Linked DNA regions of Homo sapiens: region 1 is linked to region 2. Evidence: chromatin contacts called from ENCODE Hi-C or POLR2A ChIA-PET data. All regions are on one chromosome and are shown on one strand. The core of a region is the stretch at or near the end of the contact, and the rest is flanking DNA. Distances in the headings are between cores, read along the strand shown.

Region 1 (4,362 bases), core at 995-3,494, 270 kb before region 2:
GTCCCAGGGCAGAGGCACCACTGCCCCAGTCTTACGGTGAAGGCACAAGGCCCAGGGAGGTGACGGAGCAGGGAGAGCTGGGAAGGCGGCAGAGCTGAGCTGTGAATCTAGGTCCAAATGCCCGATGCTGCCTCTCTCTCTTTTTTTTTTTCCAGATGGAGTTTTGCTCTTGTTGCCCAGGCTGGAGTGCAATGGCGAGATCTCGGCTCACCACAACCTCTGCCTCCCGGGTTCAAGACATTCTCCTGCTTCAGCCTCCCGAGTAGCTGGGATTACAGGCATGAGCCACCACGCCCAGCTCTACTAAAAAAATTTTGTATTTTTAATACAGACGGGGCTTCTCTATGTCGGTCAGGCTAGTTTCAAACTCCTGACCTCAGGTGATCCGCCCACCTCGGCCTCTCAAAGTGCTGGGATTACAGGTGTGAGCCACTGCACCTGGCCCCGAGGCCGCCTCTTAAGCACGGTGCCCCTGCCCCCTGCCTGGCTTCCTTCTCTCGCTAACTCACTGGCCAGCTGCACCTTGAAGAGGTGGGGCTGGAGGTCCATTTTCACTTCTGAAGGTCACCTGGGGGCATCTCGGAGGCAGAGCTGGGGTCTCTGCCCAGGGAGGCTCCTGTCTCTACACAGGAGGGGCTCCCCGTGGGAAAGGGGATTGGAAGCTGCGTTTGCAAAACCAGGACAGAAGAATAGGACCACCCACAAGGAAGGAAGGGCAGGAGGGAGAGGGTGGTGCCCCTTCCTCCCTGCAGCCTGCAACAGAGCCTCAAGCTTTCACAGCTTTCACCTGAGGAGGGAAGAGCTGGCTCGAGCTTGGCTTTTAGTGTGGGGTCCTCAGGGATGCGATTTGCCTTTTGAATGTCCACCTGGTGGTCGTGGGGTTCCTGCGATCCCTGCAACTCACTGGCTGTATGACCGTCTTCATTACCTTGTGCACAGGGTAAGCTGATAAGTAGTTAACTGGAGAACAGTGGTGGGGAAGGGAAGAAAGTTGGGTTGTCTGAAGCATCCAGGAAACTTGTATCTTCTGCATTGGTCCCCCATGCTTATCCTGACTGGATGTCCCCGTCTCACCCTAACCGTAAAGGTAACCCTAACCATAACCCTAACCCTAACCCTAATCCTAACCCTAACCCTAACTCTCTAACTCTCTAACTCTCTCTAACTAACAACTCTCTAACTCACTCTCTAACTTAATTAACATTATTCTTCCCAGGTGGGTGTGTGCTGCCTTCTCTTCATCAACCACTAGGTGGCAGCAGTGCCCCACAGATCCCATCAGGCCGCCTGCAGGCGGAGACTGGAGAGCCACCGTCCTTCCTGGGGTTGCCTCACACCTGGCCCCCTTCGTGGGCGCCGTCCAGGACGGTTCTGGACGATGAAAATTCCAGCTGTGGGCCCTCCTAGGGCTGGGCTGGGGAAGCCACACCTGCGCCCCTCAGTGTTCCCCAAGGATCACCATGTAGCCCATCAGCAAACCCTTCCTGCTGTGTCTGACCCCTGCCCAGGCTGTGGGAGGGAGGCCCCCAGGTGAGGGGGGATGGCAGTCAGGGAAGTTTCCCGGGAGGAAGGCCCAGCGGGGAGGCGGCCAGCCTGCCCCGGCCGGGGGTGTGTGGGGGCAGCCTGAGGAGGAGGGCTGCATCCTGGGGCTGCCCACATCCAGGACCAGCCAAATAATGAGCTGGCCCAGCCAAGGTGAACCAGAATGGGGGCTCTCCTTCACCAATGACTAAGAATCTCAAGACAGGATGGCAGAGCACTCAACCCAGCGCGGGGTCCTCTGGTCATGGGACCTGCTAGTTCCCTGCACTCCCCTTCCCAAATGTCTGGAGAAATGCTGTCCACAAAGTCTTACCCTCTGCCTGGTCAGCTCCCAGCAGCCCTGCCTGCCCTGGGATGGGCCAGCCTCATCCCCATTTTACAGAGGAGGAAACTGAGGCTCAGGGAGGGGAAGGGGCCTCCCTGGGAACCCCCATCCCTTTCATCTCCCTGGCCTTCTGCTCGTGAGCCACTGTCACTGCCATAGGAGCTGGGGGTTGGCCCTCAGAGTCCCAGGCCAGTCCCCACCCACCAGCGGTGTGTCCCTGCCCATCCGCCTCCTGATGGGGTGTGGAGAGGACCCCCTGGGATGGGTGAGTGAGGCTCCCGGCGCTCAGCGTCCAGCAAGTAATGATGATGATGAAAACAATGACGCTGTCACTTTAACAAACAGCCACTGTTGTTTCCATGACACTGGGAACCTGGACCACCTAGAACTGCCTCCTTCCAAGCGACACTGGGGCTGGCTCCCCATCTGAGCCGTCTGGAGACCCTGTGGCTGGCAGGCGACGCCGTCCCCCCGCCCAGGTGCTCCCAGCCCCCAGACCTACTGCAGCCCGGGAGGGGCTGAGGGTGCGGTTCCCGCAGGGTCCAGGGTTCTTTCTGGCTCTTGGAAGAGTGTGTGCCCTCTGATCCCCCCTAAATCCCACAGGGCCCCACCCTCTCTGGGCCTTCCCCGTGGTTTGCCAGCATGGGGGCCGGCCTGAAATGGCCCTGAGAGGCCACGAGCCCAGCTGGCCCCTCTGTGTGTGCCCAGGCCAGGCCCTTGGGCAGCAGCTCAGGGTACACTGGTGCTGCTGCCGGGCCCCTGCCTTATGACGGTGCCTTTGGGGTCAGGCAGTGGGTGTTGTTCAAGAGCAGCCTCGGGCCCTCCATGTTGCACGCTGACACGGCCTTGGCCACAGCACCCTGTCGGCCCTCATCACCCGGGCTGCCTTTGGGAGGGACAGAGTGTGGGCAGCGCTGGACCCGTGGGACCGTGTGCAGGGGAGCTGCTGCCACCCAAGGTCCCCAAGTCAGTTCTGCGGACTCACAGATGACCACAGCCTGGGGGACTTAAAACAACAGACATTTATTCGATCGCAGTTCTGGAGGCCAGAGGTCCGAAATCAGGGTGTCGGCAGAGCCAGGCTCCTCTGAGGGCTCAGGGGGATCTTTCCTGCCTCTCCCAGCTCCTGGGGGCCCCGGTTCCTTAGCTTGTGGTCCTGTCCCTCTCATTCTTCCTCCATCCTCACGTGGCCTCCCTCTGTGTCTTCTCCTCTTCTGTCTCTTACAAGGACACTGTCATGGGACTTAGGGCCCACCAGAAAAAATCCAGGATGCAATTAGATCCTGTCTCCAAATAAGGTCATTCTCACAGGTTCAGGGGATTAGGATGTGGGCAGTCCCCAGGCAGGCAGGGCAGAACCGGCTCAGACCCTGCAACCCGTCTCCCGGCCCTGTGCCCCTCTGTCCTGGGGGCCCCCCTTCTCCGTCTGTTTGTCATCCACTATCAGCATCCGGAGGGGCTCCCCACCCCCACTCTGGAGGGTCTACTGAGTGGTCTCTGGTGGCCTCCACCAGCCTGGGCCTGGTGCTGAGCTGGCAGCAGAGGCCTGCCCGGGGAACCCCGAAGGGACTGAATATCCTGAATATCACCCTCCCCTTGCTACACCCTGGTTGTCACCAAAGCTCCGCCCAAACCTCACCTCCTCCTGGACACCGTCGCAGACCACCAGGCATGCTTGGGACTCCTCTGGGCTCCCTCTCTCCAGCCCAGACCACTCCATTGTGATCTCAGACTGGGGGCTCACCCAGGGCCCCAGGGGTCTAGCGCCCTGTGCTCCATCCCATAGCCTGGGACCCCCCCAGATGGCCCAGCAGGTGGTGGGAGAGCACCCATCCCTCCCCCCAGCACACAGAGAGGGCAGGCGGGGGCCCTCTGTCCCAGGAGCTTCTCCCCCACCGCTCACTCTCTGTCTTTGCACCGTGAAGACGGCCAAGGGGTGGCGCTCGGGCTCCAGAGCCGCCGTCACTCAGCCCCGCGATGCTCTTCAGCCTGGGCCCTGGTGGCGTGGCTGCCGTCGGCTGCCACCTTACACCCAGCACCCCTACATTTGGAACCCTCTGCAGTTTCTTGAAAAGACCTCCTTCTTGCCTCTGGGCTTTGCACGTGCCGTTCCCACTTTCCTGCTGCCCAGTCCCCCGACCCCCTCCTTCCAGCCTTCTCTGTGAGGGATGGGTCAGGGTACCCTGATGCCCCCGCCGGGTAAGACTCGATTGATGACAGCACAGTCCCACCTCCATGCCCCTGCACACCCCATTTTTCTTCTTTGTGTTTCCTTCTTGTCCCCCAAATTTATTTCTATTTCCTAATCTTCCTTCCTTTCTTTCTCTTTCTTTCTTTCTTTCTTTCTTTCTTTCTTTCTTTCTTTCTTTCTTTCTTTCTTTCTTTCTTTCTTTTTTCTTCTCTCTCTCTCTCTCTATATATATATATGGTGTGTCACTCTGTCGCCTAGGCTGGAGTGCAGCCGTACAATCTCGGCTCACTGCAAATGCTGCCTC
Region 2 (4,432 bases), core at 113-2,612:
ATTGGGGGCCACCTGGGTTCTCCAAAACCAGGAATTTACCTGCAAGCAATAGGTCCCTCAAGCAGCTCCCTCCTCGGGGCTCCTGGCTCGAATCCTTCTCCTTGCCTCGCATCCCTTCAATAGCACCCTGGGGCTGGGAAGAGACACTGCCAGGAGGCCCAGTCTAGAAACCTCCATGCTCAACTCATCCTGTTAGAGGCGGATAGAAAAGAGGGGTCTCCAGGTCCCTGAGCCTCAGAGCCCGGGGCAGGCAGGAAGAAGGCTGTGGGGCCCACACATCTCACCCCAATGGGCCCAGCAGCAAGCCCCACCAGCCTGGCGGAGACAGAGAAAACTGGGAGCCCTGAAGAGTCACAGGGCTGTGTTGTGTTTCCTCTTCTGCAAGAAAGGAGGGGGCGGGCCAGCTGACCATCAAGAGGAAACTGAGGAGGGGGGTGAGGACAGTGAGGGGAGCTGTGGCAGTGCGGTGGACGTGGTGGCCAAAGCGGTCCTCTCCTGAGGCCCAAGTACCCAGGGCACCTGGGCCACAGGTAGTGACCAATGAGGACCAAGCCCAGAGGAGTCCCCTCCCCTCTACTGTGGTCTCCACTGGCTGTGACTGGGTGTGGGGCCATCGTGAGGGGGTACCAGCCCTGGGCCTACTCCTGAAAACCCCAGGAGGAGGGGCACCAGTGACAGATGTCCCTGACACCTCCCTCACCACCACCCCCAGCCCGCCAGACCTGCTTCCTGAAGGAAACTATGGGAATGGTTCAACTGCAAGCAAATTGGCCACATTGTAAGTCAAGCCAGGCTGTCCGGGGCTTTTCCTGCTTGTAAAATGAACAAGACCTGCAGTTCTTGGTCTCTGGGAATCACAAACCTCTCTGAGCTTTGAAAGAACCTGGAATCCTCTCTTCCAAGAGGCGCACACATGTGAATGCACACACTCACACAAAGGGAGCCTCCCTGACCAGAGAGCCTCTGGGGCCCCTTCCACCTGGGACTGAGTTTCCACTGAGGTTTGTCCTTACCCAATCAGAAACTGAGAACCACAGTGGGGGTGAGGGTGAGGTTGAGGGGTCAGGAACACTTGTCACCAAAATTCCCAGAATTGCCCACAAAATGCCATGTCAGCAGGTTCCTGTATGCAGGCAACTAACCCATCATTAAATTCCCCGAGTCTCCGTCAGCCGCAGGCTCTCAATGGCCCTCAGCCAATTCTTCAGATTCTTCCCCCGTGATGCAGGCAAAGCCAGGTTCCCACTGCAGCCCTGCCATCGGTTTCGCCATCTGGTTCCCCCATCAGGCAGGGACTGCTTCCACCTGCCGTGTTCATTGCCTACTTAATATCAGTGAGGTGACGGGGGCTGGGGTGATGACACTGTGGCTGAGACAGGGTTAAATTGATCACATACTTTATGGCACCCCCCGCCCCAAGATGAGTCATTGTTTCAGGGGGAGGTTCAGGCATTTGTGGGAACTGGTGTTTTGTTTTGCTTTGTTTTTGAGATAGAGTCTCGCTCTTGTCACCCAGGCTGGAGTGCAATGGTATAATCTCGGCTCACTGCAACCTCTGCCTCCCGGGTTCAGGTGATTCTCCTGTCTCAGCCTCCTGAGTAGCTGGGATTACAGGCGCCCGCCACCATGCCTGGCTAATTTTTGTATTTTTAGTAGAGATGGGGTTTCACCATGTTGGCCGGGCTGATCTCGAACTCCCGACGTCAAGTGATCAGCCCACCTCGGCCTCCCAAAGTGCTGGGATTAGAAGCGTGCGCCACCACGTCCGGCCTGTGGGAATTGTTTTAAATGTCAGCTGAGAAGAGGAAACATTCAAAAGTGGAAGGGAGACAGGGGAAACAGCATTTTCTGACCACTCACCCCCGCACAGGGCATCTGTCCAAAGCTTGACTAGGAAAACATACTCAGAGAGCTCTGGTAACTTACCTCAGGTCACACAGCAAGTGAGAAGCACAGTGGCAGGCAAACCCAGGCCTGCTGGGCTAGTTTCTACCCCCGTCACATGACCCTGGGCCACCTCTCAGGCACAGCAGAAACCCCTGGGCAGAAACACGTCCAGGAAGACAAACCTGGAAAGCTGACAAGTTTGGAAAGTCGGGGGATCTCGTGCGAGGCTGAGACCTTTGGGGCCCCTGGGCAGGTGGGCTGGGGGGAGCTGTGCCATGCATGTGAACACCAGGCTGACGAAATTTGTCTCCATTCATACTTTCTAGTGTGGGGGAGGGGTGTCTGTGAACTTGGGGTGTCCCCACCCCCCGTGACTCCTGGACAGAGGCCACTTGTTCCTCAGAAGCAACCCCATCACCTGGGAGGAACTGGCAGGGGTGGTCTCAGGACCTGGCAGCCCCCCGCATAAATGGGGATGGGGCTCACACCCCCTGAGGCCACAGGCAAATCAGTTGAACCACAGCCCCCCAAGCCTCTAACACAAATCCCACCCCACCTGCCTGCCCATCTCGTCCTCTGATCAGACGGCAAGATGCAGCCACTGGGCGGAGTTTCCCAAAGCAGATGGCTGGCCCCAGGCTGCTGCCCTCCCACGCCTAGTCCCTGAGTCTCTTCTTCAAGGTCTTCACACCTTGAAGACTTATTGTCAGGGTCTTTTGGCAGGACTCCCCCAGCCCTGAGCCCCATGTCTGAACCACAGACTGACTTAGGCACCTCGGCCAGGCCAACTCTGGGAATAATAGCCGTGCCCAACCCAGCCCTCTCTCCTGGGTTTCCCCTGAGCCTGCAGCCCCTGGTTCCAGTCAACACCGAGCCTCTCTCACCGGTCCCACCAGGCAGAAGAGAAGCTGGCAGCAGTCTCCTCCCCTTTGGAGACTCAGGGTGGGACTGCGCCCACTCTCTTCCTGAAAGAGTGTCCCCACAATCCTCCCTCTCTGGTCTCTGATGTGAGTGAGGAGTCAGGATTGGGAAAGGGGGATCCCCTTCCTTTGCCTTTCTGGGGACCCTGACTAGTGATATCTCGCTGATGCTGGTGTCCTGGTACCTTGGTCAGATCATCCCACTGCAGGACGTTCCGGGCAGCTGGCTGGGCTGCTGGGCAGAGCCAGGCTGATGGTACTCAGGCGGGGGCCTGGGAGCAGACAGCAGGATGATGCCTAGACAGCGACTGTGGTGCCAACAGTGTGGTAGTGGACGGAAGTGGACGAATTCACAAGGTGGAACCACAGAGCCTGGTGCCAGCCAAGGGGAAGCATCTGACTGGAGGGTGAGGGTGGAGATCTGGGCATAGGGTGCAGAGTTCCAGCTCAGACCTGCCTGCAGCCTCAGGGCCTGGACAGTTGGTGACATGGGTTTCATGCTCAAGAGGGAGATTGGGGACTTGGCAGCCCATAGATGAACAAGTGAAGAGGAAGGGTCAAGTTACAAACGTAACCCAGAAAAATACCTCCCAGCCGCTCTCTCTGCCTCCGCCTCTCCAAGTGAGTGACCTAGAGCAACTCCTGGAATGCAGCCTTCACCCTCTGTGTCCTTGCTGAGTGGAAGAACCCTTACTCCTGGTCACTGTGGGAGGGTTTGAAGGTAAGACCCAAATGCAGGAACTCGCCCTCATTACACTGACTGTGCTTCCATTCCACCGAGGCTGCTGGGTTTCAGGAGGATGTTATAGGATAGGGGTCCAGCGAATGGAGCCTGAGAGAGGCCACCCCGACCGCTGGAAACCTGCTCTGGAGTCCGCAGGTCAGGGGCGCCAGCCAACGGACACCTGGACAGCAGACACCTGAGCGCTCCCCTCCAGTTGGTCCATGGGGGGAGAAAACAGTCACTGTGATTTGCCGACCGCTCAGGACTCTGTGCAGCCATGGGGCAGGGGAGTGATGAGCTGGACAGCAACCCGGGAAAGGCATCCACTCCAGGGCAGCAGGCCCACCCCAGGCCGCAGAGCTCAGAACCCAACAGGCCTGCCCAGTGCAGCAGGGGCCACCTGTGCCAGAGGCCAGCAGCAGCCCAGGATTCAGCTGCATAACCGGCCTGTGCTGGCCAGGGAGCGAGGCAATGACGCCTCACAGACGCCCCCCAGGGAGCGATGGGCAGTAGCATTTGCAGCTGGGCTCAGATTCCCACTCCACAGCTGGGAGTTGACCTTGGGAGGATCTCTGAACTTATCTGAGCCTCTGACTCCTCCTCTATGAAACAGGCATCAAAGAACACCCCAAGGATTGTGCCGAGTTCACTGCGTGACAGGAGCTCTGGGCGGCACATGAATCGCTTTGATTTGTTCCCATCGCTGCCTCTCACCTCATCTTCTCCAGGCCCCTGGGGATGAGCCCTCAGCCCAGATTGAATCCACCTGTCCATGTTCATCCACCTGCTGGTGTTGGCCTTTTGTCCTTCCTCCCACTCCAGGTCTGGTGGCCGGGGTCGTGGCATGCGTGGGGACATCATTGTTGGGTTTCCCCTCCTCCCCTCCCTTGCCTACTGGGGC

What was found. A loop is a pair of places that touch in the nucleus more often than their neighbours do. ChIA-PET counts read pairs that join two places held with the same protein, here RNA polymerase II (POLR2A). Pooled maps may share reads with other maps.
Region 1: a loop to region 2 is called in a map of IMR-90, with 5 times the contacts of the local background. The contact joins the promoter of LINC00229 here to the enhancer-like site in region 2. A Hi-C loop is called at or near these places in 4 of 168 maps with a recorded cell type or tissue (HepG2, IMR-90, Panc1 and 1 more), 1 of 37 single-sample maps with no recorded cell type and 6 of 50 pooled maps. POLR2A ChIA-PET finds 5 or more read pairs at or near these places in 1 of 52 experiments (activated T-cell).

What each region holds. Positions count from the first base shown.
Region 1 is chr22:44,623,301-44,627,662 of GRCh38, reverse strand. It overlaps LINC00229 (long intergenic non-protein coding RNA 229), which reads left to right and starts at 2,244. Exons shown (of 5, transcript NR_044991.1): 1 at 2,244-2,346. LOC105373060 (a long non-coding RNA gene) reads right to left here and starts at 3,585. Exons shown (of 2, transcript XR_938301.1): 1 at 3,507-3,585; 2 at 2,871-3,110. RefSeq lists an enhancer at 2,867-3,366.
Region 2 is chr22:44,348,786-44,353,217 of GRCh38, reverse strand. No RefSeq gene overlaps it. Among named protein-coding and RNA genes, the nearest start is that of SHISAL1, 38 kb to the right of the region's middle. RefSeq lists an enhancer at 1-569. Within about 2 kb of position 1,362, at least 2 of the 41 ENCODE cell types and tissues checked have a DNase peak (open chromatin) inside an H3K27ac peak, as active enhancers do.